Regions from separate parts of the Homo sapiens genome. Here region 2 is linked to region 1. The links are chromatin loops, found by intact Hi-C in ENCODE. Cell type or tissue: Caco-2. All regions are shown on one strand. Each heading gives the region's core, and the rest is flanking DNA. Links, peaks and the distances in the headings are about the cores only. Region 1 overlaps LINC02751 (long intergenic non-protein coding RNA 2751). Region 2 holds the start of LOC105376567 (a long non-coding RNA gene).

Region 1 (4,391 bases), core at 283-4,282:
TGAGTCTGTAGTTAGCTTGGGCTATGTTTTAGTAAGTTTTGGCTGCCACAACAAAATATCACAGACGGAGTAATTTATAAACAATAGAAATTTATTCCTCATGGTTCTGGAGGCTGTGAAGTTCAAGATCAAGGTGCTGACTAATTTGGTTTTTGGTGAGAGCTGTCCTTGCTGTGGCCACATTTTTGCAGTGTCCTCACATGGCAGGGGGCAGGAGGGGAGTCTCTTTTTATAAAGATGCTAATCCCAACATGAGGGATGCATCCTCATGACCTAATTACCTCCCAAAAGCCCTGCTTCCAAATACCATCACTTTAGGGGTTAAGGCATAAACATATGACTTCTGGGGAACACAGCTTAGTCTGCAGCAGCCTTCCTTGGTATCCCTGCTCTAGGTGCCACAAATGTTAGGGATGGGCCTTGGATGATGGAAGTACAGGGGAGTTAGCTTCCCATAGTGGGGATCCCTCGGACCAGTGAGAAAAGGGAAAGGGAAAAAGAAGGAGCCAAATACATAAATACCCAGTTAAAAGAAAAAACTTTAGACAAATTAAACTTTACACAGTTTAATTGGGCAAAGAACGATTTGCGAATCGGCCAGCCCCCAGAACCAGAATAGGTTCAGAGCTACTCCACATGGTCGAATATTTATGGACAGAAAAAGGAAAGTGACCTAGCAAAACCAGAAGTGAGGTACAGAAACAGCTGGATTGGTTACAGCTGGGCCTTTGCCTTATTTGAACCTGCTTTGAACAGTCAGCTGCCTGCGGTTGGCTGAGACTCTGGTACTTGTTACAAGAGTAGGTTACAGTCTGTTTACATATAAAGTTAGTTTATGGTTCACTATGTATGGAGAAACTTTTAGGCCAAACTTATAATATGTATGGAGGCAGCTGTAAGCAAACTTAAGTCAACAACTCCTTCCCTTCTCTCCCCTTCCCTTCTCCATTACCCTTAGAGATGGTTTCTCCTTGCAAATGATGTAGACGAATTCCAAGCGCTGCTGCTTACCTACCCAGCAAGCTGCTGTGTCTCAGGGAGGATCATGGGGAGGTGGTGGCCAGCTGCTGTGCATCACATTGCATATTTTCTTGCCTCATTTCCCTTTTCAACTCATTCTCACCACCCCCTGGGCCTCACTCTCAAGGCCCTGATTTTGCTTCTACTAAATGTCAGCACTTTAACCTTGGGCTTTGCTTTTTAGAGGACTGAGAGTGAAGAAACTGCCTCTGTCACTTACTAGTTATGACTTTGAAGCAGGTTACTTGACCTCTTGTGCCTCAGTTTTCTCCTCTGTAAAATGGTGATAAATGGTAATAACTCCTATAGAGAGTTTCTGTGAAGAGAAGACTAAATGAATTATTAATATGTCAATTAACTGCCCCTTAACTGTTAGGTTTTATAATTCTTCTTTCTTCAAGGATACTGTATTAGTTTGCTTGGGGCTGCCATAACAAAATACTACAGAGTGGGTGGCTTAAACAACAGGAATTTATTTTCGCATAATTCTAGAGACTAGAAGTCCAAGGTCAAGGTGTCGGCAGGGTTGGTTTCTTCTGAGGCCTCACTCCTTGGCTTGCAGCTGGCTGTCTTCTCGCCATGTCTTCACATGGTCTTTTCTCGGTGTGTCCTCATCCCTGGTGCCTCTTTTCCTCTTCAAATTTCCTTTTCCTGTAAGGACACCAGTCAGATTGGAATAGAGCCCACCCTGATGGCCTCCTTTTAACTTAATCACCTCCTTTCATTGCCCCATCTTCGAATACAGTCACATTCTAAAGTACTGGGGCTTCAACATGAGTTTTGGAGGGACACCATTATAGCCCAGGACAGACACTGGTTAAGTGCTACCTCTGTGTAGAGTGACCAACTCAACCTCAACCAGGTTTGCCTTGTATTTTCCTGGTTTTAGTACAGAAATTCCAGCATCCCAAGGAATCCCTCAGTCCTGGGTAAGTCAGGAAGATTGGTCAGCCTAGCTCTTCCAGAAGCTTTACCCAAGTCTTTTGCAATATGTAAGGACTAGAGGAACCCAATATGTATCTAGAACTCCATCCTTCCTGGTGGACCTTGACAGCCATTAACTTGCTTAATCCTCATTTCAGCCTTGTGAAGTAGTTGGGGCAGGAAACAATATCCCAGTTACATAAAGGAAGAAATAGGCTCAGAAAGATTAACCTTGACTCCCTCAGCTCTGTTTATCTTTCTCTGGGTTCTTTCATTACTAGGTGCTTCCAAGACCAAGATAACCAGGCAATCATAGTAGATGCATCAATGCACCCTTGCCCAAGGGCCTAGACAAGAGGTAAGTAACCATGATTTATCAGTGAGTGAGTCCTGAAATTTCTCTAGTGCGATTTGAATTAAAGAAAGTAAACAGACAATCATACCTGTACTACTTGGGTAGCGGTGATAGGTGGGCCACAGCCTGGGCCTTAGAGCAAATGCCTCTGGCTGGAAAACTGGAGGGTGGGAGGGGAGCAGGGAGAGATGCAGGCTGTGTTTGAGGATCTGCTCTGAAAGGCAGGGAGGGAAGCCATTGATTAGTGAGCTTTGTTTGAACTGCTCAAGGATCAAAGGAACAAATACCATGTGGGAAGATAAAAGTTGACCTGGAAACCCTGTGTCCCAGCCTGCTGGGATCCAGTCTGCCTTAGGCCCATGGCTCAGGCTGGAGGACTCTCATAGGAGGGCAAGACTGCAAGCTCACTTCTTCCTCAACCTGACCCCTGACCCCTCCCTTACCCATGGCCTTTAAGAAGAGCTTTCTTTTGTCCCTTGGGCACTCTCCAGGGTAAGGGGTGGTCAAGGTTATAAGGGGGCCCAGAGATCAAGAATTATTTCTGGCCTTTGAAGAACATGGGGAAGTCACCAGATGATATGTGATGAATACTATGATTAAGCTGGGCTTGGAAGACTGAAGGTATACCACTCACTAAGAAATCCCTAAACCTACCCTGTGGGGCACATAGGAAGGCAGCCCAGTTTATGCCTCAAGGAATAAATTGATAGAGGAGATGGTTTCTGGTTTTCTTTTAGGAGGAAGGAAAGGAGGAGCACGTGCACAAAGCTAAGGAGGTGATTAACAACATGATACAGTAAGGACCAGCCAATATTAACTGAATTTCTAAGCTGTGCCAGGACCTCCATCATCTCATGGAATCCCAATGGCATTCAATGAAGCAGCCTTGGGATTCTTCTATTTCATAATGGAATGAGAGAAATGAGGCTCACAAAGGTTGGATAACTTGCCTGAGGTCACACAGTTGACATATGGCAGAGCCGGGATGTGAACACATCTCCCTGCTTGAAAATCTGGCTTCTCACCCGTAAAGGTGTGGTTATATCCATGTTTTCAAAAGTTCCCTCTGGTTGCTGGGGGTAGACTGGAGGAGCTAGAAGTAGTGTCTGAGGAACCAGTTAGGACTGTATTGCAATAGTTTCAGGTAGCTGGTATAGTTTCCTAACCCATAAGATCAGGTGTGCAGAAAAGAAGCGAATTTTCTGTAAACTTGAACCCAAGTCCATTGTTGGCAGATATTTAATCTTAGTTCAGGGATTTCTCCATCTCTTCCTTCTCCCCATGGTAGCAGCTAAGTTCTACAGGAGGAATGGATTGTATAGCATCAAGTCATGGAATGAGAGTTAGAGTTGGAGGCTGGCAAGGGCTATCATCTATTCACACTTTGACATCCAGGGCCTTCCGGGTCACTTTTTCACTAAGATCATCATGTGGCCTTTTCATTTTCTAGATAGGGAGGTCCAGACTCTACTATTTCCCCAGCCTATGCTTTGTGGGGAATGCAAAAGGGCTGAATTACGTCCTAAGCCTAGATGTCTGAAGCAACTACACCTAACCTTCCTGTTCTGTTCCCTGGTAGCTAACGGGAAAATTCTGGAGGTTTCCATCTTTCCAGGCAGAAAATGGGAAGGGGAGCACAGGCTCTCTTTGTCCTCAGCTCCTTGAAATGAAGGGGAGAACTATCCCCTGCTTCCCACTCTTGGGCTCAGACCAGGCATGCAGGGCACAGAGACCCCTCTCAGGGGTCCAGACAGGTGTTCACTTGATTAATCTTCTGACTATCTGCCAATTCTACCAGATCTTTAAACTTTATGCTTTCTGTAAGTATCCTTTCTAGTCTACTCTTCAGGCTAGGATTTTGGCTGTTGAATCAATAATTAATTTGCTTGTTTCTCTTTGTATTTCCGTTATAGCTACCTTTCTCTGATGCAATGGATGCTCAGGCTTTATGTTCTAGTTTTAATGGAGGAAAGACCATGGATGTGTAGAAATAATAATGGGAACAAAAGCACTGGGATTAATATTTCAAATTACTATTCTGTTTTACATGCAGGCTATCTGAAGGTCTGGATCATGACAGTGGCAGTAGGGG
Region 2 (4,391 bases), core at 85-4,084, 65 kb before region 1:
TGACCTTGGTAATCAGCCCTCTTGAAAAATCAAAACCCCTCCAGAGTCTGCAGCTTTATTTCCCAAACCCTCACTCTCCTCATGCTGTGGGTCACTTGTACTTGGTCAAGGGAGGCCTGGGGATTCACAGCTCAGGTAGTCTCTTGCTGTGATTGGATTGGGTCTTTCCTGGTTGGAGGTGGCAGCCAAGGAGATTCCTGGACAGCACTGTCCTGGGAGACTATTTGACCAAAGCAGGGCACATTCACCTCTGATGTGAGTTTGTACTCAGGCCTGTTATTCAGAGGAAGCATCAGAAAGAGCGGGGGCCTGAAGGGACCAGGAGATCACGTGCGGGTGACTGTTCAGGTGCTGTGGAGAATCAGGAGATACAAGAGAGGATTAGGCAAAAGAAATCTATTAAATAACAACTCAAACAAATTATTGGAAGTGAAGGACCATTTTTATTCCAGAAAAAGCAGGCTTTGCTAGAGCAGATTGGATTCAGGGCTCCGCATGGCATGTACATATGTACCTCTGTGTGTGTGTGTCTGTGTGTGTGTGTGTGTTACTTGTGGGAGGAGAGGATGAAACACAGCAAAGTGACCCTGAAGTCACTGCACCTGTCCCTTGTTTCTCTAGCCCACCTGCACCCAAGTGAGGAAAATTCAAAGATATTTGGTTATGAACCTGGAAATGACCCTGAATCCCCCACCAGTTCCCTCACATCTCTGCCAAAGACCCATATGACTCACTGGTGCTCCCTGGTGGACATTTGGGTTCTGTGGCTCCACCTGGGACATTGACCCAGTGTTTGGGCCTCTCTTGCTCTCATGAAGAAGGAATGAGGTATCATTGCAGCTGGAATTAGACTGCAGTGCCCAGATACTGCCCCAGCTGAAGTGGGTAGGGCTTTCCTCCCTCTGGTATCTCAACTCTTTATTTTAGGCTTCTCAGAGGAGGACTTTGCTCTTCTCATACACACTTTTGTGACTTGAGGGTCTTGGGGCTGAGTGATTAGAAGACCTATGAGGGAAATCAACCACTGTCTCAGTTCAAAGTCCACAGGCCCCTGGATTCTCTCTACATCACAAAGCAAGCCCTGTCTACGTAGGTAACCCTGGAGAGGCCAATTTGGATTTGGACTGCTGTTCATAGCCTGGGGTCCTTGCCATAACTGATGGGAGCATTCTCAAGGGCTGGCAATGCCCACCAGCCCAGGACAGCTCCATCCAGCTGTCTCACCAGAGCAAGTGTCTCCTGACCTAAGCAGGACTCCCATCCCCTAAGAGGGAGTGTGAGATGTGGAAACCTGGAATGGAATCAGGCGACCTAGGTTCAAAGCTCTGGCCTCTCCTAAGAGTGTGACTTTGGCCAAATCATTGAATCCTTCCAAGTCCCATTTTTCATGATTACAGAAGAGAAATAATAAAATACCTTCCTTACAGGGTTGTTGTGGGAATTAGAGGTGACATGCTTGAAGTGAATGGACTGGTGCCCAGCGGGTCATCACAAAGATAACAGCAGCTTCCATATGTTTAGTTGTTCACTAAATGCCAGACACTAATAAGTTCCTTACATATTTTGGCAAGCCCGGTTTTCATAGGCCATGTAATCATTGAATTAAATAAATGTAACTCTTTTGTTCTATGACTTCATTTTTATTAATTATATGTTTATATAAGCCCCCGTTCTGCATGATAGATATCCAATTCTAGTACTAAGGAATCTGGGTCCTCTCAGGGTTTTCTAAGTTGCTTTGGGTTTAAGCTCAATACATTCAAACTTGTTGCCTTTCTCTTTTTCCCCTTGGTGTGGCATATGCATTCTGGTGTTGAGATGTATCCTGGCATGGGTATGAGTTGAGAAAAGGCTGAGGTTCTGGCCCACAATCATTTTTTTTCCAATTATGGTGGCTGCCAAGATGTGACTCCTGGTCTTGGTCACTGGCACCCTCTCCCAGGTGTGTGGGCACTGCTGTCCCACCTGGTCCTGGCTTCATAGTCTCTCCTTTTCTCTGATATGTCATCTTTCTCTCCTAATTCTAATGCCATCCCATGCTACACAGGGGGAGCTGGCTATTTTCCAGTGCTGTGCTGGGAATACTGGAGACTTATGGGTGTCCAGGACCCCTGCCTCTGGAGCCCCATGGAACTATCTCTGCTATCTGTTCCTGGGCCCCCATGAGTTGCCATCTCACAGAAGTCCAGATGGGAGCACAGTAATGGACCCTTTCCTCTGTATCCACAGCTCTCCTGACCGCTTTTCCATCTCTGCAGCTGACACCTGTGGAGGGGAGGTGGGGCCCAGGGGAAGGGCCACAGTCCTTTGCTTTTTCTCTGGCACTCTCTCCCCTCCTCCCTACCTTGGAAAGTTTTATGGGTATGGGTAGTGAGACTGGAAAAACTGGTTCTGCTTGATCACATATTCTTCTAAATAGTTTCTGTCTTACTTCTGGACTGAGAGCATTGAACTTCAAAACCAAGAATGTGATCCCTTTGTCGTCTGGTCCTACCATGACAGCTTTCCTAAAGTAGTAGGGGCTTTAGTTTAACTGCCCCAGTGCGGGTAGGTTGAGATGGAAATAGGAAATGCAAGGTGGATGGGTAAGGAGACTATCACCATCTCACTGCAGACGCTAATCTTATTTAATCTTTCAAACAACCTTATGATGCAGTTTCTATTATGAAACTCATTTTACAGATGATAAGCTAAGGTTCAAAGAAATGACTTGGCTGGCTGATTCCATTTATTCAATCAAAAATATTGATAGAGTGTCCACTATGCACCAGGTACTGTTCTCGGTTTTGGAGAATACAGCAGTGCACAAAACAAACAAAACTCTTGTCCTCATGGGGCCTACAGCCAAGTGGGGTAGGTAGAGTAGGGCACAAACAGTAAGGAAGAAGATCAACAGGTATGTGATATAGTTTATCCCATGGTAATAAGTTTTAGGGATACATATAAATCATGGAACGAACATAAAGAAAGCAAGGAGGATATGGCTTCAAACAATATGGCTCACCAAAATGAATCAGGTGAATAATCCCACATCGGAGGGGAAGGAATCTCAGAAAGAGGAAAGAGCAGGACAAAGGCCCTAGGCTGGGAGTGTACTTGGTTCAGTAGCTCTAGGAAAAGGGCTGGGATTTGAACCTAGTCAGTTTGACTGCAGAGTTCATGTACTTCACCAGCATCTGATAGGGTTCAAGTTATGATAGTCATTGTTCTGTCGCTTTCCGTGGCTCGATGTTAAATGCCCTTCCCCTTTATGAGTCTTGGTGAGTAGTTGAAAATGCCAGAGGCTCTATTTCCTAGCATTTTACAGCTCCTATAACTGTAGAATGGTTGTAGGTCACAGGTATAACCAATGAAAACACAACCTAAGATACAAATCAGGAGCTACTGATGCAAAGAATGGGGACCAGGAGGAAGAGTTTCTTCGAGACCTGGTGGTTGAAGAGCAGTGGATCATTCTTGGCTGTGGTGGGAGAGGTGCTGAACGTTGTTCACGCTGGCTATGTCATGAGTGGAATCTATGGCGTCAAGGCTAGGTAAGGCAGGGTTTGCATCTGCACTTGACCAGTTCTGTGGTGTGACCTTGGGTGTTCTTGGCTACATAGCCTTGAGCCGGTTTCCTGACACTTCACGGCCATTTGTTGAACTAACTATTATCCATCTGTTTACTCCTTCAAAAGCAACATAGGTTTTATTTTTAGTTCAATAAAAAAAGACTAGATGACAGAAACATTTTCTTTTTCATCCCTCCACCCTATCCCTCAAATTTAGACTTTGCAATTTTTATAAGGTTTGCATGATGATAAATAAGAAATAGAAATGTTATTAAAATTGAAGTGAATTTCCTTTTGGGCTGTGGAAAATAATGAAAAAGCTATTTCATCTGTTTTCTTTCCTATTTCAAAATATAAAATGGAAGATGAGGCTGCTTGCTGTTTTGACATTGTCAGGCATGTCTCATATGCCCTCAGTAGTTCTCATGTTACTTCAACAAGGTCTCTGAGCAACTGAGAAAAATGGTTCCTATTCATTTCCTCTGTGTTGTCTTCCGAGAGCAGTAAAAAGACCGAGATCTCCTTGGAACATTTTACTTCATCTGTAAAATGATCTTTCTTTTCTTTCTAAAAATATATTTTCTAAAATGAATTAATTTAAGAGGGAAAAATTAACACACTTCTTTAGATACATTGCCCCCAAGAGATGACCATACTTTAAGTAAAGCTGAAACCCAACTCACAGGCCTATTATCTAATTCTATGTTTTTCCCCTTGAATTTTTTATTTTTTAAAGTTAATTATGGATAAAATTTGAAGAATCAAATAGCTTTAGAAATCTCTGGCCCAAGGTCATTCTTTTTCCAGTGATAGTGGCTGCCAAGATATAATTCCTAGTCT

What was found. A loop is a pair of places that touch in the nucleus more often than their neighbours do. Peaks named below come from ENCODE experiments on the same cell type or tissue, not always from the same donor. Only the 100,000 strongest peaks of a DNase experiment are listed, where the experiment ranks them.
Region 2: it touches region 1 in a loop (2.2-fold over the local background); 1 of 110 quality-filtered maps calls a loop at or near these places.

Annotation. Positions count from the first base shown.
Region 1 is chr11:15,702,455-15,706,845 of GRCh38, reverse strand. It overlaps LINC02751 (long intergenic non-protein coding RNA 2751), which reads right to left. Exons shown (of 6, transcript NR_169502.1): 5 at 2,388-2,513; 6 at 1,474-1,671. LOC105376567 (a long non-coding RNA gene) reads left to right here. Exons shown (of 6, transcript XR_931071.3): 3 at 2,226-2,302; 4 at 3,037-3,095. Among named protein-coding and RNA genes, the nearest start is that of LINC02751, 150 kb to the right of the region's middle. In Caco-2, for the core only: no CTCF peak of the experiment used is centred there; a DNase peak (open chromatin) is centred at 2,555.
Region 2 is chr11:15,767,360-15,771,750 of GRCh38, reverse strand. LOC105376567 (a long non-coding RNA gene) reads left to right here and starts at 3,275. Exons shown (of 6, transcript XR_931071.3): 1 at 3,275-3,533. In Caco-2, for the core only: a CTCF peak has its summit at 694 (motif pointing left); DNase peaks (open chromatin) are centred at 755 and 2,320.